2 separate regions of the Homo sapiens genome follow, and region 1 is linked to region 2. The links are chromatin contacts, found by Hi-C in ENCODE. All regions are on one chromosome and are shown on one strand. Each heading gives the region's core, a stretch centred on a gene start or an enhancer-like site at or near the end of the contact. The rest is flanking DNA. Distances are from core to core; before and after follow the strand shown. Region 1 overlaps SP100 (SP100 nuclear antigen). Region 2 holds the start of SLC16A14 (solute carrier family 16 member 14).

Region 1 (5,661 bases), core at 299-2,798, 470 kb after region 2:
AAGCCAAGTATATGGGACTGAAGCTTATTTGGCAGGTAGGTTGGTCCTGCTGTGATTTGTCTTTAGTGGAAGTGGGAGACTGGAGAGAAAAAGAGTGTGTTTCAGAAGAAACCTATAGTATTCAGTTAACTTTTGATTTTTGGGTGGCTATGTGGGTCACCCATGGTATGGATTTGCCCACGACACTCCTCATCAGCATGAAACAGCCAGAAAGATTGACAACCAGTTCCCCATGATTGAGGAATTGATAAACAGAAAAGGGGCACTGAAATGAACCCAATTGTCCCATAAATCTGATTTTTACAGTTTATTTTGAATAAACATAGAAATTGACCCTCTCAGTCTTAAAACTTGAGAGAGTTACATTTGTCTTATCTGAGTTCTTTCTCAGGAAACCAACCGTCAGACCCCCACATAACATCAAGGGACTGAAACTCACCAGATTACTGTATTTGGACAATGAGATGCCAAACTCCTCACCCCTTATGACTGCCTAACCAATAATCTCCTTCCTGTTAACCAATTCCTCCTTACCACTCCCTAATTCCTGCTTCCCTGAATATAGATACATTTCTGCTATATAAACCCCTAACTTTAGTGAGTCAGGGAGACAGATTTCAGACTGATCTCTCATCCCCTTGGCTGCAGCACCCGACTAAAGCCTTCTTGCTTGGCAATACTCATTGTCTCAGTGATTGGCTTTCTGCGTGGCAAGCAGCAGGACCTAAACTGAACCCCTGGTATTTCAATAACAAAATCATGGGTGACTTCCCTGTCTAAACAAAGTCACATTTTGATTCTTTTCATTGCAATGAGATGAGCATTTTAGGCAGGGTCAGCCTTTTGCACAACTGCAAGGAGCACCTTTTGCTGTAAGAATGCCATGTAAGCTAGGCACAGTGATTCATGCCTGCAATCCTAGCACTTTGGGAGGCTGAGGCAAGAGGATCACTTGAACCCATGAGTTTGAGACCAGCCTGGGCAACATGGCAAAACCCCACCTCCACAAAAAATACCAAAAATTAGTCAGGCATGGTGGGACACACCTGTAGTCCCAGCTACTCCAGGGGCTGAGGTGGTAGGATTACTTAAGTCCAGGAAGTTGAGGCTGCAGTGAGCTGTGATCGCACCACTGCACTCCAGCCGAGGTGACAGAGTGAGACCCTGTCTCAAAACAAAAATGCCATGCAGCTGGACTGGTACAGGACACTAATTGAGAGGGGATAGAAAAGAAGTTGCCATGCCCTCTATTTTCTTAGCCAATGCTCTTCCCTAGCAAGATCTAGATCAATCCACACTGTTTCTGTTTCTTTGCTGGAGGTGAGACCCTTCAGTAGTCAAACAGCTCTCATCTCTGGGGTCTGCATAACTTGTTTGATGACTAAGGGAGACCCATAGGGCCATTTCTTACAGCCCACAGCCAAGCCCTCTGTGAAGAGGAAAAGGCAACTCTTCCAGCAAGGAAGTCCTCACCCCTTTTCAAAAACTTTCCTAGACAAACTTGTAGGCTGTTAATGACTCTAGTTATGACCTCCCAGCCCTTACTCAGGAGAAACCACTTTGTAATGTGGGTTTTCAACCTTGGCTGCACGTTGCAATCACCTGGGGATCCCCCGCAACCGCCTGACAAAGATTCTGATGTTATTGGTCTGAGGTGCTGCCTGAGAATTGGTGTTTCCAAAGCTCCTCTGGTGTTTTGTGTTTTTCTAGCACAAGAAAAGTTGTGAGTCACTGTAGTGCAATACAGTTCGATCACAATTGCCACAATTGTGTAGGGTCCATCAGAACCACCTGAAGGGCTTCATAGACCACAGCTGGCTAGGAGCTACCCCTAGGCTTCTGATTCAGCAAGTGAGAGGCAGAGCCCAAGGCTGTATATTTCTAACAAGTTCCAGGTGCTGCTGCTGCTGGTCCAGAGACCACTGCATTAGAGGCCAGAGTTCTCAACTATTGACTGCACATTAGAACCATCTGGACAATATTTAAGACATACTGATGCCTATACACCAACCCAGACTAACTGAATCAAAATCTCTGGTAATGGGGCTCCAGAGATGTTTTTTAATGCTCCCAGGGGATTCTACTGTAGAGCAAGTTGAGAACCACTTGTAAGCAAAAGAAAAAAATTCTTACTAAAAAGGTTAAAGAGACATACACCAAGTTTGCAGGCTTTCTAGACAATGGAACTTCAAACATAGGATTTGCCTGTGGTATTTATTCTTTCTTGGGGCCCACTTGCAGTGTACTTTATAGGATGATGTATCAGAAACCTTGACCCAGCAGCCTAAAAATAGTGGTCAGCATCGATGAGTCTCATCTGTTACAACAAAAAGGAAAAACAGTTACAAGGCCCCACTCCAGGGGAAGCTCAGGCACCCCCCTTGGAGATGTGCCCAAGAAATGGCTCCTAATAGGCCACTCAAATTCTGCCATTGAAAGGGAACACATGGGCAAGATATATCTTGCAGCCTAGAATTGTTTTTATTTATGTGACTTTAGTCTCTTCTTTGTATAGTGACTTTGTAGAGGAAGAGAAATTACAACACCTTACATGCCTAAGTCATGGGGACTCTTCCTCCAGGTTCCCAGAGCAAAAAGCAAAAAGCCCTGTACTCCCTGGTGCCCACCTGGTCATCTTGCCCACGGTTTTTCCATCCCAGAGGTACTGCTGCAGGCCCAGAGCCCTCCAGGAAAAGAACTGACATCTAGGAACTCCTCCCCCAAGCCCTTTCTTCAACTCATTCTTGCTATGACAAGAGTGTGGGTTGCAGTGATATCTCAGAAGTTTATTCCATCATATTAAATTCTCAGTAAATCACCCTTTGGCAAGTCAGTTTAAAGGATACGATGTAGACAGCTAGAAAAGACACTATTTCTGGGCCAGGTTTTCCCAGCTGTTTAATAAATTGCTCAAAAAATCTCTAATTCATCCTATTTTTGTCACTAGTCATCATGTCAGAATCTCTGGTTTCATAAAGAAAACTTTTCTGGCCTGACACACAGCCACTATCTACTGAACTTTGCCGCAGACCAAAATGTCTTCTGAGATCTCCACTCAGCAATCTTTAATATTTTGAGGACAGAAATTTACAAGTGTGCCCTTGATACATAAAAAGGTCACATATTCTAGGGTCCAAGGGTCTCACTGATCCCGGTGATGTCTACATCTCCCCTTCTAGCCGGAAAACTCAAATATATGTGAGGTGTGCAACAAATGGGGACGGCTGTTCTGCTGCGACACTTGTCCAAGATCCTTTCATGAGCACTGCCACATCCCATCCGTGGAAGCTAACAAGTGAGTAAGACATGTCCCCTTCCCTGAGCCCTTCCTTCTTGTGGTACAGCTCCTCCTGCCACTCATGAGTACTCTGCAGAGTTTCTGTACCTGGTTATGTGTTTCTTGATGCATAAGGAGCAGGCTCCTTAGCATCAAGATCCACAAGTATTATCCAGAGCTGTTGAACAGTGCTGGTAGCAGCAGATTAATGGGAAGCAAAAACTCTTCAAGTGGTTATTGAGTGCAATAGTAAGAGGTGTCAACTTCTACCTCCCCTACTTGGCTCCCAGACCCATGCTCTCTAATGGGGTGATGCCATCATACACTGCCTGCTGGTTTAAAGAGTACACCACCTGCTGTGGGACCATCACACAGCTGGTAAAGCCAGTGCTGCAGCAGTCTATCAAGCCAACTGACCCTGGGTCACAGGTCACATGTTGAGACCTGTGAATTCTGCAAGTGTGAGTCCCCTGCTCACTTCCTTTGCTAAAAAATGTGCCTTTGGACAGAGGTGATGGTGTGCAGGATACCACGGAGATTGATAAGGTGCTCTGTGAGTGGTGTGTGGACAGAATTGTTAAGGCTGAGAGGATGATCTCTACCGGGAATGTGTCTGACTCTATGAGGGCAGAGCATTGCCCTTCCATAATGGAGGAGGCTAATGTGACCCACCTGCTCCCAGGGTGTCATCTCAGGGGATCAGCATAAACCTCTGCTTTTGACCAGTTGGCCAATCTGCAGAGGCAGAAGAAAAACCAGCTTTTTGGTTGAGCCCTTGTATAGCCCCTATCTCTGCACCAGAGATGCAAAGTGCTCTCAAAGGAGCACTTTGTAACAGGCTCCTTGAGCAAGCACTACATGGCCAAGGGGATGCTGGCATCACTAGGATGGGTCATTGTGCTTGCCTGATTATCAAAAGCCTCCTAGCACAGACAGCCTAGTAGAGAAGGTTGGAGAATGAATCTAGGAACAAATGAAAGATATCTGACACCTCTCTGGAGATTTCCTTTTCAAGAAGTTTCTGCAGCACAGATTCTAGGTATAAGATATGGCAGGGCCAAGGGAGAGGATGCCTATAGCCTGTGCTCTCTGCTTACTCAGCAAAGTTGAGAAACAAGAACTTGTTTTCTGATTTTTCTGTGATCTGATTGACTCATAGAGGCCCAACACTTTGTGCTTAAGGTACTCATTTCCATTAACTGTAGCAAACCGTGCTCATTATCAAGTTCCCAGTGGCTCAGATGGAAACCCTAAGTTTTGAGGTGAATGAGATTCTGTCACTCATGGGGCACTTCAGCCAACAGATGATCACCCCTGCTATCACTATTGGTGGGAGGGCATGCCTTTGGCTATTGAGTCCAAATGGGGCTCTAGTGCAGAGGCCTCCAAGAGAGAAGTTGGATACAAGGTGGAAACCACTAGGCATTCTTGAGCAGAGGACTTGAACAACTGTAGGAATGGCGGCTGATTCACAGAACCTGCCATTGCTCACTTTATGCCCCATCTCTCAGGAACCCGTGGAGTTGCATCTTCTGCAGGATAAAGACTATTCAGGAAAGATGCCCAGAAAGCCAATCAGGTCATCAGGAATCTGAAGTCCTGATGAGGCAGATGCTGCCTGAGGAGCAGTTGGTGAGTAAAAATGTGAACCTGAAGCCTCTTCCTTTCTGTTCACCTGGGCAGGAGAAGCACAGTCTTACAAAGTGCTCAAGGAATGGAGCCCAAAAGCAAACTGCTGGCCTATGGTGTGCTTTGCTCCATGACCTAACGCTACAATTCATATTCCAAAGAAAAATCCCGGTCCAAAGAAACTCCCCATGCCATGTTTGTTTCAAAGAGTCCACAGGTTTGGGAGTCGTGTGTTCTCTTTGGGCAAGCATATGAGCTCTTTCTCTCTAAATTGCATTTAATTTGAAATGGCCTCCATCTTTTGCAGAAATGTGAATTCCTCCTCTTGAAGGTCTACTGTGATTCGAAAAGCTGCTTTTTCGCCTCAGAACCGTATTATGTAAGTAACAGCCAAACAAAAATGCTTATACTGGCATTTGTCAAATCTGTGATCTGAATCCCATGGCACAAGGTGCCATTCTATTTGGCTTGTTGATGAGTTTTTAGTTCAGGCTACTATAGAAATTTATCATAGATTAGGTGGCTTAAACAGCAGAAATGTTTTTCTCACGGTCCCGGAGGCTGCATGTCCAAGATCAGGGTGTCAGTAGGGTCCGGTTCTGGAGAGGGCTGTCTTCTAGGTGTCAGAGACGACACAGGGTTGCTCCCTGTGTTCTTGAGTGGCAGAAAGAGAAGGAGAGAACTCTCCAGAGTCTCTTTTATAAGAGCCCTAATCCTATTCATGAGGGCTCCACCCTTCTTACCTCATGACCTCC
Region 2 (5,858 bases), core at 1,665-4,164:
ATATGTAAAATGTGGCAGAACACGGTGGCTCATGCCTGTAATCCCAGCACTTTGGGAGGCTGAGGGGGATGGATCACTTGAGGTCGGGAGTCTGAGACCAGCCTGGCCAACATGGTGAAATCCCTTCTCTGCTAAAAATACAAAAATTAGCCAGTGTGGTGGTGCGCACCTATACTCACAGCTATGCAGGAGGCTGAGGCAGCAGAATTGCTTGAACCTGGGAGATGGAGGTTGCAGTGAGCTGAGATGGTGCCACTGCACTCTAGCCTGGATGATAGAACGAGACTACCTCAAGAAAAAAAAAAAGTAAAAGGTAACCCACTCTAAGCAAGCTTGCTATTGGAAGCTTGACAAAAAATATTAGGGCTTCGTTATGAAGAGGGTGAAATAAGAAAATGGGAAGATTACGGGAGCAATAGTCAGCCTTCCATTCTCCCCAAATGAGTTCATAGACGATGAAAAAGAAATTGTAAATGGGGGGTAACATATATAGGCTATGAAACTGGGTCAGCTACATATTTACGTGATAATAGGCAGAAATGAAAATAACAGATCCTTCTAGGGTGTTTCAGATATTAGAACAAAATTAAATTTTCTACAGCAGCGTAGAAAGTTTTACAAGCAAGTCATTTTTTTTTTTTTTTTGACAGAGTATGGCTTTGTCGCCCAGGCTGGAGTGCACTGGTGAGATCTCGGCTCACTGCAACTTCCGCCTCCCGAGTTCAAGCGATTCTCCTGCCTCAGCCTCCCGAGTAGCTGGGACTACAGGTGTGTGCCACTGCATCTTTAGTATCTTTAGTAGAGAAGGGGTTTCGCCATGTTAGCCAGGCTGGTCTCGAAACTCTGACCTCAGATGATCCACCCGCCTCGGCCTCCCAAAATGCTGGGATTACAGGCATGAGCCACCGCGCTGGGCCAAGTCATTCATTTTTAATTTGGCTATTGTTATTACATTGCATGTGGTGAGCTCATTACACATAAGGAAAGCGGGAAGCACGAAGCTAAAATTGAAATTACAGTCTTCCCCAAAGCTACGCAGAGCGTGGTGGTAGCGGCTCTGCATCCCACGCAGGTGAGTGCGGGCTTCACCTTTAATTCTGCTCTGCAGGCGCTTCCGCGCTCTTCACCTGGTGTGTACAGGGCATTTGGGGCCTTTAGAGGGCGCACTTGCGGCCAGCAGGCTGAAGAGGCTGCCGCGGAGAAGGCTGGGGAGCGGAGCTGAGCTGAGCTGGTGCAGACAGCATAGGAGAAAAACAGAACCGAAAAATTCACACCGAATTAGGAGGACTCAACACATACATGCTTCGCTCTGGGTCAGGGACTGTGCTTGGTGGCTTCTCCTCCAGTCCAATTGGCATGAATGTCCGCATTTTACAGAGGAAGAATCTGAGCCATCAAATGGGAGCAATGAAGCTTAGAAAGGTTAAACTAGCAGGCTGTGGAAACCAAATCGGAACCCAGGCCTGCAGGATCCCAAGCCTGTTTTACCTCCTCCCACCCCCAACACTGCCTCTCTCCCCTCTCTTCTCTCTCTCTCTCTCTCTCTCTCTCTCTCTCTCTCTCACACACACACACACAGCCGCACACGCACGCACATGCAAACAAAGAAGCCAGACAAGGCAAAGGAGAATCTCTCTAAGCCCCAATAATGGCCCTCAGTCATCCTTGTTAATGAGCCCGAATCAACTTTTCCTCAGAAAGAAAATGGCTTAATTGGAAAGCAGAGTTCAGCTCCTAAAACATCGTCATGGCCTTGGCAGCGTTTAGCCCCGAAATGGCCGTCCCCGGTCTCTCACCCCATTTCAGCCTCTCTTGAGGAGCCTCAATCGGAAGCGCTAAGGGGGCCCAGCCTCTGCGCGCCCTGGGTGCGGGATCGTGCCCGCGGGGTCCGGCCTCGCGCCCCACCCTTCGAGCGCCCGCCCCCACCCGCGCTCGGTGCTCCCGCTCCCTTGGCACCCCGAGACCACATCCCCACTTCGGGCACCCCGCATCCCTCGGCGCGTTCGGAAGCCAGCAGCCCACCGGGGAAGCTGGGCCGGCTGCAGCACCACAGCCTGTGCAGAGAGGCATCCGCACCCCGCGAAGTCCCTAGGCGCAGCCCCGGGTCCCCCGCTCTGCGCCTCATCACTGTCCAGTTCGAGTCCCAAACGGGCCTAGAGAGCAGCCGGGCAGCGAGGCTGGGCTCCGGGCAGAACGCGCTTCTCCAGCCGGACGGGGGTGCCCAGGATGACGCTCGCGGGGCCCCGGCCAGCTTGAGCAGCAAGGCGCGCGTCCCCAAGCTCCGCCTGGCGGTCTGCCCTGAACCGCCGGTTACCCTGCCCGCCCGCAGCTCCCAAGCCCCCGCGGCGGCCTTGGCACTACCACCTGCCCCGGCACAGTCTCGCCCTCCACCGCCCGGGCAGCCTTTCCCGAGCCTGCCTTGGGCTGGGGCTGCCCCTTCCCGGGGGTCCCTGGGGGTGCAGCGGCCATCTGAAACCTAGGCTCCGATGCCCCCGGCGTCGCTCCATTCCCCAGGCCCGCGGCGCGCGCGGCCTCGGATACTCACCGCCCGAGGCCCGCTGGGCTGCGGCCTCACTCGGCTCCACGCCCGGATCCTCGAACTTGCTGCTCTGCTTGGAGCCCCCTGAGCTGCTGGGTGTAGAGATTTGTTGCAATGTCGCCTATCATCCTGGAGACGCGGGTGCCTGCGGCTCAGCTCTCCGCCCGGCTCGGTGCGCTCTGTGAGGGGCTCCCGGGCTCTTCCGCCGCTCGCTGCCAGGCCAGGTGAGCGTTTGGTGGAGCTGAAAGCTCGACGCCTCAGTCCAGGTGGCTTTAAAACGGGTGCGTTTGGAGGTGCCCAAACCTAACCTGGGCTTCCTTCCAATCGGAGCAATTTCAAATCTTCATGCTCGTTCATTCCTATACCGGCTAATTCTGGTTTGGCAGGGAAAAAAAATGCAGTCACCTCACATGCACACTCTTGTGGCCGGTTGAAGTTTATAGCTTTGGCTGAGGTTCCGCTAAGGCGCTGCACATTTATCACTGGCGGAAAGGTCCTGAAATCTAATCCAGGATGCAAGTGAGACTAGCAGTAGCCTCCATTTCTCTGAGATGGGAGAGAAGGGATGAAACAGACCCTCACTGAAATATTTTTGGCCAAAGAGGACTCAAAGTCCCTTATTCTCTCTCTTTTAGAGACACGGGTTTCACTATATTGCCAGGCTGGTCTCGAACACTTGGACTCAAGGAATCCTCTGGCCTTGGCCTCCAAAGTGCTGGGATCACAAGCTGAGCCACCGTGACCGGCCAGTCCCTCATTCTTGTTTCCACCCTGGGTCCCACCTCTCCCTGCTCTTTCTGCACGTCCATTACCTACCTTCGTGGGCACCAGGCACAACTTTCATCTCAATACCTCCCTACCTCATTCCCAGCAGGGCACACAACATAGTGCTTTGCCTTGGACAGTTTTCTGTATTATTGAAGTGAATGTGTGAGTCGATGAAGCCTGTGCTGTTTTTTCCCGCCTGAAGGTTTTGCAGTAATTCTCTGCTGCTGTTGTGATAAACTGCCACAGTAATAGCAGAGGAAAACCACACAAATTCACTATTTTACAGTTCTGGAGGTCGGAAGTTTGAAATGGGTCATACTAGGCTGAGATCATGGTGTTGGCCACCTTGAAGGCTGTGTTCCTTCTCGTGGCTGTAGGGGAGAGCCACCAGCTTCTGCAGGCCGCCCACATTCCTTGGCTGGTGGCTCTTCCTCCATCTTCAAAGCCAGCACTGCTGCGTCATTTTGTCTTCTTTCCATACTCACATTGCCTTGTCTCCCCTTTTCTGCCCCCACCCCTGTCCACTTTTAAGGACCCTGGGGATTACATTGAGTCCAATGAGATAATCCAGATAATCTCTCTATTTTAAGGTCAGCTGATTAGCAACCTTAATTCCATCTGCAACCTTAATTCCCCTCTTGCCATGTAAGGTAACAAATTCACATGTTCCAGGGATTAGGATGTGGACATCTTTGGGAGACCATTATTCTGCCTACCACAGATTTCCTTCTTTCTTCTTTTCCTTTTTCTTTTCTTCCTTCTTTTTCGTTTCTTTGAAAAAAAATTCACATGTATTTCACATTGCCTTCCTCGGTCACCCAAGCTGGAGTGCAGTAGCATGATCACAGCTCATTGCAGCCTCAACCTCCTGGGCTCAGGTGATCCTCCCACCTCAGCCTCCTGAGTAGCTGGGACTACAGGCACACGCCACCATGCCTGGCTAATTTTTTTGACTTTTTATAGAGACGGAGTCTCATTATATTGCCCAGACTGGTCTTGACCTTTTGGACTCAAGTGATCTGGCTGCCTCACCCTCCCAAAGTGCTGGGATTACAGGCATGAGCCGCTGCACCCGGCCTATATTGCTATTTCTTATATCAATTCTGTCTCTCTTTTTTTTTTTTTTTTTTTTTGAGATGGAATCTCACTCTGTCACCCAGGCTAGAGTGCAGTGGCAATCTTGGCTCACTACAACATCTGCTTCCCAGGTTCAAGCAATTCTCCTGCCTCAGCATCCCAAGTAGCTGGGGTTATAGGAGCGTGCCACCATGCCCAGCTAATCTTATATCAACTCTTGATTTAAAAATTATTGAGGCTGGGCACAGTGGCTCACGCCTGTAATCCCAGCACTTTGGAAGGCCAAGGCGGGTGGATCACTTGAGGCTAGGAGTTCAAGACCAGCTTGGCCAACATGGTGAAACCCCGTCTCTACTAAAAACACAAAAATTAGCTGGGTGTGGTGGCGCCTGCCTGTAATTCCAGCTGCTTGGGAGGCTGAGGCACGATATTGCTTGAATCTGGGAGGCGAGAATCGCTTGAACCTTGAGCTGAGATCGTGCCTCTGCATTCCAGCCTAGGCAACAGAGTGAGACTCTGTCTCAAAAAAAAAAAAGAAAAAAAAATTTTGAGAAAATTGTGAGAAATTGTGGCCAAGTGAGGGCATTTTGATGAGGTGCTAGGCTTCAGTGGTTTACATATCTTACTTTTGCTGATAAGAACACGGGCAACTGGATGGTTAGTGTTCCCTTGGGCGGTGCCTCTCATATCCACTCATTTCAAGCAGGCTTTTGACAGCAAGATTAGGGTTCCTGACAAGCACTTCAATTGCCGATGATCCATTTTGTTGGAAAAGAAGTCTGTAAGATTTTTAAGTCTGTTTTTTTTTTCTCTGAAAACTTGCCCACTTATGGAGGTATGATGGATCTCATATGAACTGTGCATATTTAGTGTCCAATTTGATGAGTTTCAGCATATGGAGGTAGGATGGATCTCGTATGAACTATGCATATTTAGTGTACAATTCGATGAGTTACAGCACGTCTATGGAACTACCACCTCAATCAAATGACTCCAAAATTTTCCTTGTGCTGCTTTGTAATCCTTGTCCCACCTCCACACACCCAGGCAGTCTTTAATTGGCTCTCTGAGAAGCTTCTACTCTGGACCATGAAGGCTTTTCTGATCAATTATTTTGTCTTCATAAGTTTCACTGCTCTTACCTGTCTGTTGGTCTCTCAGTGACACAGGTGGATTGAGGACAGGCCCAAAGCAAAGAGGACTGTGACCCATAAGTTGGTATGTCTGGGTTAAATAAATAGAAATCCACTATCAGGCCAGGCGCAGTGGCTCATGCCTGTAATCCCAGCACTTTGGGAGTCCGAGGTGGGCGGATCGCCTGAGGTCGGGAGCTTGAGACCAGCCTGGCCAACACGGTGAAAACCCATTTCTACTAAAAATACAAAAATTAGCAGGGCGTAGTGGTGGGTGCCTGTAATCCCAGCTACTCAGGAGGTTGAGGCAGGAGAATTGCTTGAACCCAGGAGACGGAGGT

Evidence for each region. A loop is a pair of places that touch in the nucleus more often than their neighbours do. Pooled maps may share reads with other maps.
Region 1: a loop to region 2 is called in a pooled map, with 4 times the contacts of the local background. The contact joins the enhancer-like site here to the promoter of SLC16A14 in region 2. A Hi-C loop is called at or near these places in 1 of 37 single-sample maps with no recorded cell type and 2 of 50 pooled maps.

The regions. Positions count from the first base shown.
Region 1 is chr2:230,536,088-230,541,748 of GRCh38, forward strand. It overlaps SP100 (SP100 nuclear antigen), which reads left to right. Exons shown (of 29, transcript NM_001080391.2): 25 at 3,180-3,295; 26 at 4,789-4,909; 27 at 5,214-5,285. Among named protein-coding and RNA genes, the nearest start is that of SP100, 120 kb to the left of the region's middle. Within about 2 kb of position 1,549, at least 2 of the 41 ENCODE cell types and tissues checked have a DNase peak (open chromatin) inside an H3K27ac peak, as active enhancers do.
Region 2 is chr2:230,066,010-230,071,867 of GRCh38, forward strand. SLC16A14 (solute carrier family 16 member 14) reads right to left here and starts at 2,915. Exons shown (of 5, transcript NM_152527.5): 1 at 2,546-2,915. LOC107985995 (a long non-coding RNA gene) reads left to right here and starts at 730. Exons shown (of 6, transcript XR_001739918.2): 1 at 730-768. RefSeq lists enhancers at 1,623-2,393, 2,789-2,908, 2,919-2,978 and silencers at 1,769-2,018, 2,289-2,558.